2 separate regions of the Mus musculus genome follow, and region 2 is linked to region 1. Evidence: chromatin loops called from intact Hi-C (ENCODE). Cell type or tissue: gastrocnemius. All regions are shown on one strand. Each heading gives the region's core, and the rest is flanking DNA. Links, peaks and the distances in the headings are about the cores only. Region 1 overlaps Nkd2 (naked cuticle 2). Region 2 has its middle 33 kb from the start of Trip13.

Region 1 (8,330 bases), core at 287-8,286:
GAACATCAAGGACAGGCCTGGGGGACTAGCAACATCAAGGAGTCATTGTCAGTAGTCAGGTGGCACTGAATACCTGCCCCTTTTTTGCTTCTGAATTTGCAGGTGTCTCATTGAACCCCACAAATGTGTGATAAGCTGAGTGGTTCTCACCCAAAGGGATTTGAATTAGCCGAGGTCTCAGGAACCACCTGGCTGATTTGCAGGAAATGCCTCTAGGAGAGGTGAGGCAAAATTGGCCTGAGAACTAAACCTCAAGGGGCTGGTATCAGTGTTTTTAGGCACATGGCTGAAGGTTACCTCTGAAGAGATGGATAGGGCTAAATAGAGGAGAGAAAGGAGGCACAGGCCACGGGGCTATCCCTGTGTTGCAGAAGGTGTTGAGGTCACCTCAAGCACTAGCCAGGTGCCATGCAGTCAATGTCTGACCCAGTCTGGTACTTGGAGGCCCTGAAACTGCTGTGATGTACTCTGCCACTGAGGGACAGTGCATGGTTGGGCTCTGCCTTTGCTCATTGCCTGGTTCTCTGGTGTCTGATGACAGGAGCTCTGGGAGGCTGACCATATGAGGCCATGATTAGGGCTGTGACCACAGAGACTGGAGGGGCAGATTCCTGATGTCTACAGTAGTGTTGGCTAGCACAGCCTCTCTGCATGAAGGTCATTGGCCACTGGAGTAGTGTTCCCCTGGGATTCAAGTTCTTTGAGAGGTTCCCAAGAAGATTAGCAAGTGCTCTCTGGAGGGCACAGAGGGAATGGGCATGTGCAGATGTGCATATTGTTCACCTCTGCATCTGAAAAGCATAGGTCAAGACTCTCAGAATGTGGGGTGTTTTGCCTCAAGGTGCCACCTGGATTTGGGGAGTGGGGGTAGAGGTTTCATAGACAGCTAGGACTAAGGCTTATACTGGGTAACTTGTCTTGTCTGGATTTCTAAAATAGCTTCAAGTCACAGCCGCTTATTTTGGTGCTGAAGGAGCTAAAATCTTGGCTTTCTAGAAATACTAATAAAAGTGGGAAAGTGGCTTCACCCTGACCTGTCAGCAGATTGACCACTGTGGCAAGTGGTGCCACCTCTCTAGAACTCAGGTTACTTCCTACAGTTTTGCTTGTGGCTGAGTAATTTATATATGAAAAGGTTGTGCTTTATGTATGTGCATGTGTATGTGCATGTGCATGTGCATGTGCATATATATGCAACATGTATGCACATGTATGTGGAGGCCAGAGGTCAACCTTGGTCATTGTTCCTCAGAAGCTACCCACCTTGGTTTTTTGAGGCAGTCCAAGAGTTAACCTGGGATTACCACTTTTGACCAGAAGGCCTATTCAACCTGGAGCCCTGGTGAGGAGGGAGGGGTCTGAGGTGAGCTTGGGGGCAAGGCTATCCAGAAGCCAGTCAATGGCATGGCCAGGAACCATGGTTTCAACCATACACAGGGAATGGCCTGGCCTCATGAGCATTCTGTTCTAGCACTGTGGTCCAGCTTCATGTGCAAGAGCAGGCTGCACATGAAGCAACTTCCCAATTGCTATAGCTTGTCCAGAGCTAGATAATGCAGGTGACATGTCCAGACCCAGTTCTTCCCCAGCATTAGGGACAGGCCTACTTGCTCTGTATCTCTTGACACTTGCTCTGGAGTCTGGGGACAGGGATTGGTGGTTTCTGTGTCTTGGTAAGCAAGAAGTGATTAAGAGGATTGGCTGCTCTTCCAAAGGTCCTGAGTTCAATCCCCAGCAACCACATGATGGCTCACAACCATCTGTAATGGGATCTAATGCCCTCTTCTAGACACAGGTGTACAAGCAGATAGAGCACTCACATACATAAAATAAATAAATAAATAAATAAATAAATAAATAAATAAATCTTTAGAAAGAAAGAAAAGGGCTGGAGGTGGTGGCGCATGCCTTTAATCCCAGCACTTGGGAGGCAGAGGCAGGCGGATTTCTGAGTTCGAGGCCAGTCTGGTCTACAGAGTGAGTTCCAGGACAGCTGAAGGAAGGAAGGAAGGAAGGAAGGAAGGAAGGAAGGAAGGAAGGAAGGAAGGGAGGGAAAGAAAAGAAGAGAAGAGAAGAGAAGAGAAGAGAAGAGAAGAGAAGAGAAGAGAAGAGAAGAGAAGAGAAGAGAAGAGAAGAGAAAAAGAAGGAAGAAGAGGACAGAACTGTGTCTCCAGTCTCAAGCGTCAGTAGTGAGGTCGGGGGATACCCACTGGTCATCTGCACAGAGTTTGTTGAAGTCCTGGTCAGAGCTAGCATTGGGAACCACATGCCAGTTCCAGTGAAAACACATGCCAGTTCCAGTGAAAACATGACTCTTTTTTCCTCCTGTGGTCAGGAGGCAGCAATCTGGCCCTAGCCACGATGCTATGGCTTAGCCATGTGTCCAGGCCTTGAAGCCTGCTCCACATGTCTCTGAAGTTCAACTTAGCTTGTTTCCTGTGGCCTTGAGACCACATATTTCTCATGGTTCTATCAGGAGGCGTGAGGAGATAGATATAAGGGTCTAGAATGGGAAGCAGGAGCTTGGCAGAGGCGGTCCCCTGTGCTTCATCCTGGCCAGGCCCAGGGAGTCAGGGCCAACACACAGTAGGACCACCCACATGTGATTAACATACACAGTGGCCAGCCTTGTACTTAGGAAAGCTAAGCCCTATGGACATAGACCACTTCTCCCTACAGGTAAGAGGAATTCCCAGAATGTTGCCTGTGTCACCCCAGGAACCTGGAGAAGCGGATGCACAGCAGCTCATGGAGGCTGCTCTCCCTAACTGGTTGGTGGGGAAGCCCTACAGAGCTATGGCTCTGAGAATCACAGGAAAGAGTTGTTCATGAGGAAGCAAGCTCACCTTGTATATGCTATACTACTGAGAGTAAGGTTAGCATTACATAATAGTCTTGTCTGTCCATTGAGCTGTTGTGAGTGCTCTTGTGGGCTGCTTGTACTGTGGACAACACTGAATGGTCCATGCCCCCATGCCATTGAGTTCATCTATACAAAAGCTCTGCTCTGAGACACCAAAACAGAGCCTGCAACCAGTGACCAGAGTAAGGCCTAAGACCCTGACAAACAGGAAAACACCCAGTACAGTTGTGCCTGGAGGGTCACATGGGTGCGTTACTGATGTGTCCGCCTCCCCTTTATAGCCTCCTGGTAGACTTTTCTTCTTACAAGAGGGAGGGACCTGAACCCAAGAGATCCCTATTCTTCCCATTCAAGTACTTCTGAGAAATCAGTTCTATGTCTTGTGAGGTTTTGTGTCAACTTTACCCATGGGCTGAAGGATCCCTGAAGGGTACAGAGAGCAAGCCTGTGGGTCAGGTTTCCAGAATCTGCCCTGGTTCATGTGAAAAACTGAAATAGAACTAGTGTGAAAGAATGGGATAGGCCCTCGCACTACACAGAGTCGTCTGGTCCCCGTTGGGGCACTGTTGATGTCCTTGATCTATCAGGTAGTTGGTAGACATGCTGACAAGCAGAGCCAGGTGGGGCCCAGGTGGCCATAGATGCAGGAGAAACTTGGGCTCTGGGGTGGCTACAGGGGTCATTGGAACATGTGGCTCAAGTTAGGCTCCTCATACTTGAGGTGACATATGGAAAGGTTATTCACACACACACACACCCCACTCCCTTCCCAGCCCTTTGCTTGATTGGCTTTCTGTGGTTATCCTTGGGCTGTCAAAACACGTGTGCTCTCTGCCCACTGTGACCCAGCATGGGTCAGAGCAAGTGGCTCCACTTGGGCCACCCAGTGGTGATTGAGGTACGGGGGTGTGGGGGGAGGGTGATCATCCTTAGGCTGTACTGTTTTGTTAACTGAGGTTGGTGCCAGGGAACATTGAAGCCTGGCCTAGGACATGGACTGGCTTCTTTTAAGGAGGACCACATTGCCCTAGGCTGTGAGAGGTGAGAGTGATTATCCCATGTGCTGGCTACCTCACCAGGAACAGCTATGACCTGTCAGATGGGATATGCCCTTCCGCTACACAGAGTTGTCTAGTCCCAGTGGGGTACTGTTTGTGCGCTTGATCTCTCATGTAGTCGGTAGACATGGTTGGATGCTAGGACCATTCCGGGCAAAGCACAGCACCGGCTTGGGCAAGACTGGTTTGCTGGAGCCGCTACTTACAGATAAGCCTGTTAGTGATCAAAAACCCTCTCTGCCCCCTAACCTGCCTCACAGCAAGCTGCACCTACTGCTGGGCTGGTGTTTGCTGTAATCAGCTTTCACGTTGATGGGAGATTTGGCAGCGTCCGTCTGGCAGCTCTTCATGCCAGCATTGAACAAATTGGGTCTGTTCGATCCTGTTTGCCACGCACAGCTGGAATGGGCTGATGGCAATGAAGCCTGGCAGCCAGAAGGGAGGATTTCTTTTACTTCAGAATCTTCTCAGCTAGCCCTAGCGAGTTTTGAGCCCTGAAATCAGAGAAGCTAAAAAAGCATGTAATGTTTTAATACAGAAATTCAGAGGGAGATTATTTTAATATAGCACTAGGCATCCTGGTTGGTCGGTGTCTAGAGCTCTGTAAAGGATGTTCTGTGTGCTAGGAAGTGCTCTTTGTCACCAGAATCCTAGGTGCTGCTTGTCCTTGTGTGCGGGAGTATCAAGGCCATCCTGGCTTCTCTTATGCCTGTGATGCGGAGGCCCAGGGCTGATATATTTATTCAGTGAAGGGATACGTTTTATTTATATCTCTTGATTTAAAAGTCTGTCCTCAGCCCGGCTCTGAAGAAGAACCTGCTCAGAAATGGCATGAGACAGTACCTCTTTCTTCCTGCCCCCAAGGACCTGGCACACAGTCTCCACTACAGGAACCTCCTGTTCTCCCAGAGAGATTGAGAGTACAGCTGGGCTCACCCTGTTCAGTGGGGTCTCACAGGTTTCCTTACCCTTCCTCAGTTTGTGCTCTTGATCAGGGAGTCTTGGCTGCTCACCCAAAACTGTTGTCTTCGTATCCTGTTCAATGTCCTCTGCCCACTTAGCCCTCCTTTCCCATAGCTGACTGGGTGCCTTAGCTGGACTGGCGTTTGGTCTCTGAAGTTCCATCCAACCCTGGTCCTTGCCCTCCTGGGGATGCTCAGAATCCCCTACATATCTCACCCAGTTCAGGGTGTCCAGCCCACAGGTCTCCCAAATGAGTGAGGTGTCTCTGAACTTGGCCTGTTCTTATCATACCCTGTATAGATGTGCCTGCTGCTCTCTCTGGTCACCCACAACCCCCCTTGCTGGCAAGGTTAGCCCTCCGACTCCTATAGTGACGTATTAGGTGGAAAGTCTAGATGAGGCTGTTAGCTACCTTCCTCTCCCATCAACTTTAGGTGAGCCTCACCCATGCTGAGAGACCTGGAGCATATTATCCCAGGGTTTGGGAGAGCCAGCTTTAGTCTGAAGGTGACGTTGTTTCGAGAAAGATGGGTAGAGGAAAGAGAACTGCATTGTACTTTGATGGATTCCTTGGAAAGCTGGGTAAGGGTTCCACGTGCTTCAGAGGTGTGTTACAGGAAGGAGTGGGTTCCCAAAGGCCGCAAGGATCACTGGCGAGTGAGCAGTGGGAGGAGAAGTTGGTGAACCCGGGTGAACCCTAGTGGAGTGCAGAGTCTAAAATGACAGAGTGAGGCCCCAGGGAGAAAGTACCAGAACTAACAGAGCACCAACTCGCTGCAGTGGGCACCATCTAGCAGCCCAACCTGTGTAGACTGGAGTGGAAGTGGGGAAGTATTGGAATAAAAGCAAAGAGTACCCCAAGTCCGGTGAGAAAGGCCATGTCCGGGTGCCTCTGAAGAGAAAAGATAAAAGGTCAAAGAGGAAAGGTCTTAGGAGTAAGGTGAGTGCTCAGCTAGATACAGACCCTATGTGCCCGAGCTTCTCCTGCAGGGTTGCTTATGGCCTCTCCAATCCTGTCCCAAAATCTCTTTCTAAAGGAGATGACTACGGTACAACAGATTTGGCAGTTTACTGAGTCACGCTGTATTGAGTCCTGGAGACCGGACTCTAATCTTCATAAACTCCTGACACCCCCCCACCCCCCCCACTCACCCTCCCGCACTGGTTGCTATTCTGCTCCAAGGTTGCCTGCCTGCTCACTATCTCACCTATTCCTAGGCTGAAGGAGGAGCCAGACAAGGGTTCCTGAACGGTTCCGAGAGTGAGCCAGAGGATGGTCAGGGGACTGCCCTGGTGTGGATATCAGGAGAGGCAGCATTGGCGAAGGGGGGGTTGTCCAGACATCACAGTGAAAGGCCCCTGGGCAGGAGTAAACAGCACACATTCCAGGAGGAGGAGAAATGTATACAGAGAACTAACAGTGACCTGCACCTGCCTCCTAGGAGCTACAGTAAACAAAGACATGTATACCAACCCTTCTGTGGCTCTAGAAGGCTACTTACTGTCTGGGACAGGCATGACAGCTGGAAGGGTACAGGAAGCCCCTGGGGAGGGTCATCATTTGTCTTGCCCCCCCCCTCAGCCCCCTCCTCCCCTGTTGCTGGCCTTATGGGGATTCTGAGACCCACTCCATGGCTGAGGAGCAGGGATGTGGGATAACTTTATCTTTACTTCAGACTTGTAATGATTTGGGCTTTCTTGAAAACATAGCTGGTGTTAACTCTGGGAAAATTGCCTATTGGCACTTTATCCTTGGTCCCTCCGGCTGTGTTTTGATCAGTAGCCAGCTCTGCTGGAGTCGGTTGTGACTGGGCATGCTTGGGATGAGGAGCCGATGGCATCTGATGACCTTAGGAGGCATACCCTCTGTGGGAAGACCACTGAAGTGGTGGCCCTAAGGACCCCATCCCTACCAGGCATGGCAAGGCAGCAGTAGCTGGCCACTGGCTTTGCTTTGTATATCCGCATCCCGTCAGAGGAGGCATTAGCTCATCTGTGGGAGGGGAAGCTTCCCCGAAGTTTCTTTGGACTTGGACTTGGACTTGGGGTTCCTTGTGTTTGTGACACACAGAGTACAGGGCAGAGGTTAGCATGGAACAGAAAGAACATGTGTTCTTCTGTCTGTATGGAAGAGTCCTTGGGAAGCATTGAGGGAAGCACGGGTTACCATATCTGCCCATGCAGAGGACCAGAGCCTTAGTGGGTAAAGTAGCCAGCTCAGGGCTTTCACCTCTCCCTGGCCAGCCCTGGCAGTCAGAATGCAGTCCCTTGGACCCCATTCATTTCCCAGGAGCCCTGCTATGTCCAGGTTCCCTTCTGTGTCTGGCTGACCCTGGGCTTACTTCCCTTCAGCTCTCCTTGCAGCTGTGCAGCTTCCAGCTTCCTGGAGCTGGTACCATTTCTGAAACGATATTTATTATTTGTTAAGAGCTGCATTGCACGTTTGTCACTGGGACCCCACTACATTTCCTTACAGTGTGTTTGAAGGATATAGGCTTGGCTCTTTTTCTTTTCCCTTTAAGGACTTCATGCAGCTGCTGCCAGATAGGGTAGCTATGAGGCTGTCTTTGATCTTCACAGCCCAGCCAGGCAGCAGAGCCAGTAAGGGTATATTTCCACAGAGCTCTATGGAGAGCACTTAACAAAAAATGAACAGCATTTATTGCTTTTTCTGAGTTGTGAGCTCCCCAGGGGCCTGGCGCCAAGTTCTTAGCCTGCTTATCTCTGGTAAGAACGCCACATCACACAGTACCTTCTAAAGTAAAACAAAAACAGCAACTTAGGGTTGAGTCGCCTTCTCTCCCAGCTTTGGAATTAATCTGCCTTTGAAATAAGAAAAATAAAGCTTTAATGGGAATGGAAGGGAACAACGATGGCCAGTTTCCTGAATAGGAGTCCACCTTCATCCTAGCAAGAGGCAGAGAGACCTGAGTCTGGGAGACCTGAGTTTAGATTCCATTTTGTTAATTTGCAACCTCTGTGGCCCGTGAACTGTGAATAGAAACTGTGAATAGTCACCATCGGGGAAGGTTGGTCAGCTTTGATCATCATTTTTTGTGAAAGACAATCGTAGTGTCAGGCATGACTGGTAAAAGATCAAGGTGTAGACCAGTTGCAAAATGACTGGAGCACGGAGGACTAAACCAAAGAAACTTCAGTGTGCCAAGAGTGAAAACAAGAGAAGTAGTCAGCATGGCTTATGATTATTGTCTCTGAACAAACACATGTATGTATGTATGCATGCATGAGTATGTGTGTGAGTATGTACATGAATGTGAGCATGTGTGTGTGTTTCTACGTGTAATATATTTGTGTATGTGTGCACACACATGTACATGTGTGTACATGTGTAGGCATGTGTTTGCATACATTTTCATGTGTATTTGCGCATGCATGTCCACATGTGTGTGCATGCACACGTTTGTACATGTGTGCGTGTGTGCATG
Region 2 (8,330 bases), core at 249-8,248, 66 kb before region 1:
CAGGAGGAGCTGTGGGCTGAGGTTTGGAGTGCAGATCTTCGACTGCACGTAGACGTGTGGACTGGAAGATGGAGCTGGTTGTCCTGGGTGGGAGCAGGCTTCCCAGGAAACAGGCAGAACTGTGGGCTGATGAGTGGGGTGCAGATCCAAGATTGCAAGTAGAGGTGTGGACCAGAAGGAAGTTGGAGCTCTGGAAGGCGGGGGCAGACCTCACAGCTGCTAGGCTTGCTGGGGTCCCAGCAGGCAGGATATTGGGGCATGGATTTCTCACCTGGTGTTCCAGGTGGGAGCAGGCCTTCCAAGAGGTGGACAGAGTTGTGGGCTGGGGAGTAGGGTGCCAACCTGCAGTTGGTTCCTCTTTTTCCTTAGTATTAATTATCATTGAGTCTGTTAAGTCTCTGGGGAGGTAACTTGGGCCAGGCCCACATCCCATTATGCTTCCTGTAACTTAACCTCTCGGTATAGCCTATAGATCCTGGTACCTTGTAAATTAAGTTCCTCTCAAGGCTCTCCTTTGCCTCTATGCTTTCACTGATGTCCAGGCATCCTAACCCTGGTGGCCATTCTAAGGTTAATACCTCAGAACCAGGACAGCAGCCCAGCAGAGGTAGGGGACTCCTGAGCTGTTCTTCCTTGCCCTCAGGATAGGTCCATAAGAACTAGCTCTAACATAGGCCCAACAAGGAAATTTCGTGCAAATGAGTCCGAGGAATACCTGTGCTGATGCGCAGATACTAATGACTGCAGGTTAACAGTTGTGACCTGTACAGATACTGGAGCTATCCTGTGCAAATGAAAATAATGCATGGAGGGACATATCATTTCTTATGTGTGTGGCTGGGACCTCATCCCTGTGTTGGCTTGGTACTGGCCCCTCTATTTCCCACTCTAACCAGCCCTGATGTACCCTAGCCCTGTGGACTACCTGAGATAATGACTAGGGTCTAAAGGCACAAAGGTCAGGAAAGAGTGAGGTAGGGTTGCTCCATACTCCACGATTTGGAGCTAGAGTGGGCAAGGACCATCCTACCACTAAGATATCCAGTATCTAAGTGTTCAGGTAAAAAGAGATTGGGAACTAAGGAGAAAGAGAGAGGTTAGGATGTGAGAGTATGGAATAGAAGGTACCCAGACAGAAGAGGCAAAGACAAGAGATAGAAAGACACAGATGGGGAAGAGCCCCTCTGGGGAACTAGAGACTGACAATCTTGATGTGACAGTTCCCTCTCAGACCAGCAGAGGGTAATATCATCCTGCAAATAAGGACAGGATCAGGGAGGAAGTGGTGAGCATTGTCAGTGGAGTTTTCCTCAGCCCTCTGTCAGCTGCAGCCCTTTCCTCCTGGTCCTGTGTGTTTGGTGCAAGGGTGTGTATGGTCATCTATACGTTGTGAAACTTTTCCTGGGGGATACAAAGAAGTGGCTTTTATCTCAGGGTACTGATGACAAACCAAAGAAATTATTTCACCTAAATACAACTTTGGAAGTCAGTGTTTTGGGGAATAACTTGCAGAAAAATAAAGCCCCACTCCATTATGGCTGGAAACTTATGAAAACTGTTATCACCGGAGTTTCTTGAGCAATTTGCAGGAAGCTCCACTAAAGAGTCTTCCCACTAGCAATTACTTGTTGTTTCTATAAACTCAGTAATGAATTTGAGACTCTTCTTAGTTGCCTGAGCATCCTTGTGAATGTTCTTCTTCCCCCGAGTAGAAAGTATTTCTATTTGGAAGAAATAGCTATAGAAGAACAGGGAGTCCTGCCAAGGAAACAAAGAAGGTAGGCTGCCCGGAGACTTGGATCCCACCCACGATCCACCCTTAGCTCTTTGCAAGCTGTTGTGGGCATTCTCTGGCCCTGCTTGACAGGCATAATCTTTCAAGTGTGGAGTAGCTGTGGTCCTGACAGCCAAAAGCCTGACCCAACCAAGGACCTCTGGAACGTTACTGCCCACGATTTTCTTCACACAATGCTCCTGGCTCTCATTATGTTGCACAGGCAGTGAATACCCTCTATCACTTTGTAGCCTCCACACAGAATCTAGTGTCCCATCAAAATGGGAAAGGGGTCTGTCTGCCTTTGAGGAGCCTGTAATGGTCAGTAGAGAAGGATCGGTAGATCTGAAACACCTGTGGAGCCCCCTGCCTTCTTTTCCTGTCCTAATGGGGTGGGTAGTAAAGTGGCCTCAGGAGTCTACTGACTCAGGAAACAGTATGGGTTCTCCTTGAAAGCCAGAACTGATCATGGTTACCATTCAGCCAGGTAAGATTTGACCTGTAGATCAGGAGCATAGTAGTGTAGGACAAGGACCCCAAATCCCTCTGGAGTTGTGGTGAGATGAACCCCGTTTCTTGTGTTGGGGGTGGGACACTTTAACAGCCTCAGATATCTAGGCAAACATGAGAGTTCTTGGGTTCCGTAAGGTGTTGAGTGTGCTGTCTCTTAGAGGAAAGCTCAGCCGTCTTGATCTGTTGATAGCTGGCCACAGACTCGTCTGCTTCTTTTCCCTCATGGGCCCTTGTGAACTTCCCGCAACATTTCTTCCAGCTCAGTTACAACAACCAGTCCCCTCATCTAAATAAGCACATGTATGGCCAATACATCTCACCCGCTGTATCAGGAGAAGTTTTAATACTCGCCTGGTCTCTTCTTGGACCAGAGTACCACCTCTCAGCAGGGACAATGGTGAGTTCGTCTCCTTTGGCCCAATAGAGTACTTATTAGTGGAGTTTTGGGCCTCTGATCCCTGCTGGAGGCTATGGAGTTGTGAAGTTTCTGATTTTAGACTAGTTGCTAGCAGAGAACACAAGACTCTCAAATCAAATGAAGGTCCTCATTGTTCATGGTACAACAAACCCACTGTGGTGGTTTGAAATAAGAATCGTCCCCATCAGAACTATGAAAGGGTTGTAAAGATTATGAAGTGTGGACTTGTTGGAGGAAGTATGTCATTGGGGGTGAGTTTTGAGGTTTCAGACGTCCATACCACCAGGCCTAGGCACATGTGTTCTCGTTCTGTCTGTCTGTCTCTCTTTCTCTGTCTTTCTTTCTCTCTCTCTCTCTCTTCCTATGGATCAGGATATAGCTCTGAGCTACTATTTCAGTACCTGCCTACATGGGACTAAGCCTCTGAAAATATAAGCAAGTCTCTCCAGTTAAGTGGGGTTTTTTTGTTTTGTTTTGTTTTGTTTTTTATAAGAGTGCCTTGGTCATGGTGTCTCTACAGCAATACAATAATTAAGTGACTAATAAGTTGTCTGGATGATAAGAATATGAAAATTCAACCAGGCCGTGGTGGCGCAAGCCTTTAATCCCAGCACTTGGGAGGCAGAGGCAGTCGGATTTCTGAGTTTGAAGCCAGCGGATTTCTGAGTTCGAGGCCAGCCTGGTCTACAGAGTGAGTTCCAGGACAGCCAGGGCTACACAGAGAGACCCTGTCTCGAAACCCAAAAAAAAAAAAAAAAAAAAAAAAAGGAATATGAAAATTCTTCGGTCATGAAGATGGCTGAAGAGGACAGTTTTAGTTGAAAAACAAATTCAGATGAGGGGAGAAAGAGTTCTAGTCATAAGCAATGATTTGGGTGTCTAAGAAAGGCTTTTAGTCATCAATGGTGATGATATGATGTTTTCTGTTCATTGGTTATGACTCAAGTGAAGAATGGTTATTCATTAAAAATGATAACTCCCCCAATTAAAAGGAGACAATTGAGAGCTTTGATTAGAAAGAAAGAAAGGTTTCATCATGAAGGCAACCCATATGATATAGCAGGTTTTGTCTAAGTGTGAATTCTAAGTTTTAATTCAGGCAATAGAATTATCTAGTCATAAAGGATAACTCGGGTGATAAGACAAAAATGGTTTATGGTTATATATTCCCCCTAGGTGCATATATTTGAATGCTTAGTCACTAGAGAGGGAAACTGTTTAAAAGGATTATAAAAAATAGGAGGTGTGGTTTTGTACAGTAGGTGGGGCCTTGTTGGAGGAAACGTATGGGGGGCTTTGAGGTTTCAAGATCCATCCTTTTCTCTCAAGGCATCACTCACTTGTTGCTATTTTTCTGCTGCCAAGTTTACCAAGCTTGTCTTCCATGTGGCTAAATGTAAAGCTGTGTAGTGAGCTTTTATTATTGCTAATTTTATATATATATATATATATATATATATATATATATATATATATATATAAAACTTTAGCAATATTAAATTTAAAATAACTATGAATATATTAGTTCTAATGTTCTATTTTGTTCTTTCTTAGTAAGGTTTGACTTCCATTATCTCCCTGTTTTCTCCAACTCCTTAACTGTAATCACAATAGCTTTTCTAGACAATCCCAAGCTGTCCCCAGAGTGACGACTCAGCAGTCCCAGCGCTAGTGCACAAGAGCATCTATCTGCACGGGTTTCCCTCTAGACAAAGTATCATCCTGGTGGGTTAAATTTGCCTCTGTCAGTTTGGTGCAAATGAGCATAGGGCAAGCCTTGTGTCTTATGTATACACACACAGGCACACAAAAACAAGCGCACAAACACACCAGCAAATACTAAGCCTCAAAGACAAGTCATACAATCAAAAGACAAATGGAATAGACAGTTCTTGAAAGAAGAAATCTAAATGGCCAATAAAAACTTGAAAAGTGTTCAACACTTCAGTGTTTTGTGTGGGTACCTTACATTCCCAAAGCTTGTTAACATTCGCTCATTGTTTGTTTGTTTGTTTGTTTGTTTGTTGTTTTTCCTCCTAAACTCAACAATATTTTCTCATGATGGAAAGCACTAAATAGAATTATTAAGAAATAAAGTTTTGTATGCCAATATCCTGACCTTTCCCTGTCTGTTACTTACATCCCACTCAGGTGTCCAAAATTCACACCAGCTGGTCAGGGACATCACTAGCTCTTAAGGGACTTGTCTAATCCACACAGCTGGGCCATTAGGAGACCAGAAATGCCCATGGTTGAGCTTCCATCCTGAATTGTGAAAGAGCCTACCAAAGCCTGAGGAAGGTCCTCCATCTACCATATTTCTCAAACATTTAGGAACCGTTGCTAGGTCGAAAGGTGTTTGTTTCTGTCTTTTTCTTGGCTTCAGGGGAATCACAGTGCTCCTAGCTTCTCCAAGGCACAGCACAATTCATTCATTCCTCTTATTTTTCCCTTGTTTGTTTGTTTGTTTGTTTGTTTGTTTGTTTGTTTTGAGACAGGAGATTCTTATGTACCTGTGACTGCCTTGGAACTTAGTATGTAGCCCAGACTGGCCTTAAACTCAGTGTTTGCTTCTACTTCCTGAGTGCTGGGATTACAGGCCTGTGCCACCACACCTTGCTTCTTGCTCCCATTTCTGGTAGCCAGGTGTTCCCCAGTGACACCTTGCCTTCCTCACTCCGGTTTCCCTTCCTCTAACAGCTGCATAGCTGGGCACTGATGTCCCCACATTCTCTTCATTCATCACCAAGGACAGTTTGGCATGCAGATTACACTGATATTTCCTTTAGCCTTACGTGAGATGTGATTACAGAACCTGGTTTTCAGGGTGTTCCATAGCCCCGACGTTCACATCCCTAGGATCTGATACAAACCTCTTACAGTTCTCTGCTGACTCTGACTAGAAAACAGGCCTCTGAAGGAGTTCCCATTGGCCACCCAGAGGAGAGGGCAGAATCAGGACTGTACATCCCATGGTGAGTATAGCAGGTGCTACTATTGACTTTGAGCTTTTCCAGTCACCCCATGTATGGCATGTATCCCATACCTTGGCTGGGCTGTATTCTACTCTGCATGTTGGCAGCAGACCTAGCTTCTGCCCCAGAGTACTCTTCCCTCCCCTTCCTTCTGGCTGCTGCGCGTACTCTTTCCATCTGCAAAGACAAGTACTCATCTACTAGGGAGCCAGAGTGGCAGCTGGCTTTCTGTAGGACAGAAACCGCCTAAAATGGATTCGGCTGCTAGTGAGTCCTTCTAATGTATTTAATGTTAGTTTACATTGATTTGTTCATTTTTTAAAATGTGTTTAAACAATCAACCTCCTCTGGGATATTTTCCATTTTTATTCTGCTAATAGCTACCTATGAACTGCAGAATTCATATCCCTAGGCTTAGAGCAGTAGTTCTAACCTGGGGGGGTCACAACCCTTTTGGAGGTTAAAGGACCATTTCACAGGTGTCACATATTCAGATACCTCGCATATCAGATATTTGCATTGCTATTCATAACAGTAGCAAAATCATGGCTATGAAGTAGTAACAAAAATAATTTTGTGAGTAGGGGTCACCACCACATGAAGAACTGTATTAAAGGGCCGTAGCATCAGGAAGGTTGAGAACTCCTAGCCTAGAAGAAGCTTTGTCTGGGGCTGGAGAGCGTGCTGGCTAATGTCAGCGGTGTCTAGAGATGGATGCTCACTTTAAGACTATGAGTGGAAGTAGATCTCATGAGTGTGAACATCTCGTGTCTTCTGTGTCTGGGAGGGAATAACACTAACTCATTCAACTACACGTGCACTTACCTACACACAGCCTCGGGTGACAAAAGGAAAATGACCAGGTCAAACACAAGTTTTTTCATTAAAGTCTCCCGAAGCACAGGAAACTTCGGAAGGAACTGGAGCCCTGATGGCACCCATGTGCCAAATCAGGCCAGGAGGAGGTTTGAGAGAGGCTAAAAGAAGGTCAGTGATCTTTTTTTTTGTTGTTTGTTTGTTTTTTGTTGTTGGTGGGGTTTTTTGTTTGTTTGTTTGGTTGGTTGGTTGGTTGGTTTTCGGGATTCTCTGTATAGCCCTGGCTGTCCTGGAACTCATTCTGTAGAGCAGGCTGGCCTCAAACTCAGAAATCTGCCTGCCTCTGCCTCCCAAGTGCTGGGATTAAAGGCGTGCGCCACCACACCCAGTGAAGGACAGTAATATTAACAGAGTGAGTTAGTCCTTGTTGATTTAAAAAAAAAAAAAAAGAATCTTGCCTCTGGTTTTGGCATTCCCTCCCACAGAATTTCACCTCCTACTCCTTAAAATGGGACCATCCAGAAGAGAAATGAGGCGATTGCACCTGCCGCTTCTGAACACTGTGAGCTCACCAAAGTCCACATCAAGAGCAGTCCCTTTGGGGTGCATGGTCTTAACTCCTTCACATGGTGTTATCATGAAAGGAGATAGAAGGCTGCCTGATCCCCTTCAAGAGAGGCTGCTCCTCAGAATTAAAATGGCAAGCCATCACCAAACAGTTTTACACCAACTGGACTTGGGTCTTGAGGACAGGGTGTGAACTTTAGAAACTGAACATCAGCAAAGCACATGGCTCAACTCTGTTCTCTTTTAAAGCAGATCACCAATATGTGATGACAACTTTTACCTGAATGGGAATAAGAGTTCATTCTTGAGCCACACAGGAATAATCATAACCCAAGAACATGAATTCAGATTGCTTACCCCCAAATAAACCCATGTATCACCAGTTTCACCAAATTTTTATGCTTACAGAATTGTTATGTTTCTGGAAACATCAGGTTGGACAGGTTAGCAAAGGAAGTCTGCTAGAGGTCTCACATGTTATCTGATGACATTCTGAGCTTTAAGCAATGATGACATTGGTAGAAGCTAGTGAACTGTTAAAATACTACATTTCAAAAGATTTTATGAGCTGGGTGTGGTGGTGCACGCCTTTAATCCCAGCACTCAGATTAGCAGAGGCAGGCAGATTCCTGAGTTCGAGGCCAGCCTGGTCTACAAAGTGAGTTCCAGGACAGCCAGGGCTATTCAGAGAAACCCTGTGTCGAAATCCACACTCCCCCCAAAAAAGATTTTACTTGATAATCACAGGATATGATATCAGACACAGCAGTGAACAATGAGGGACTATAACAGAGACTAAAGAGTCTCTCTGGGAGAGCAGCTGAGTACAGTGATGAACCATGACCTGGATTCGTTTTCTTTTCTGATGGACTCAGCATAAATCAGTCTCTTGGGCCTCCTCATGTGTCTGTATCTAGGTTTGTAGTGAGGTGTTAGATGTGAGATAGTACTATCACCATACTCAGGTTGGCCCTGCATCTTGAGTCTGGAGTATTTCAGCCACATTCCCCCTCCTCAGAAGTATAAGGATAGCCTGTCAGGATGTTACACGCATGTGCCTTCATTGCTGAGCACCTCTAGCGTTTGTGCATGGTGCCTGCATATGTATGGGATCCTCCAGGCTCTGTGGCTGAGGCCTTGTCTGTACCTGCTCAGCTTGTTATCTCCATCCCAGTCAGATCTAAGCATCAACAGTGATGATCAGACAATGGCAGAACAATGGTTACCATTTATCCATCCTCCCCAGTCCCTGGCTGGCTGAGAGAAC

The links. A loop is a pair of places that touch in the nucleus more often than their neighbours do. Peaks named below come from ENCODE experiments on the same cell type or tissue, not always from the same donor. Only the 100,000 strongest peaks of a DNase experiment are listed, where the experiment ranks them.
Region 2: a loop joins it to region 1, with 7 times the contacts of the local background. A loop is called at or near these places in 24 of 42 quality-filtered maps.

Annotation. Positions count from the first base shown.
Region 1 is chr13:73,835,133-73,843,462 of GRCm38, reverse strand. The region is part of intron 3 of Nkd2 (naked cuticle 2); the gene reads left to right. Among named protein-coding and RNA genes, the nearest start is that of Gm30303, 8.3 kb to the left of the region's middle. In gastrocnemius, for the core only: no CTCF peak of the experiment used is centred there; DNase peaks (open chromatin) are centred at 4,246, 6,693 and 7,566.
Region 2 is chr13:73,900,812-73,909,141 of GRCm38, reverse strand. No RefSeq gene overlaps it. Among named protein-coding and RNA genes, the nearest start is that of Trip13, 33 kb to the left of the region's middle. In gastrocnemius, for the core only: a CTCF peak has its summit at 1,231 (motif pointing right); a DNase peak (open chromatin) is centred at 1,253.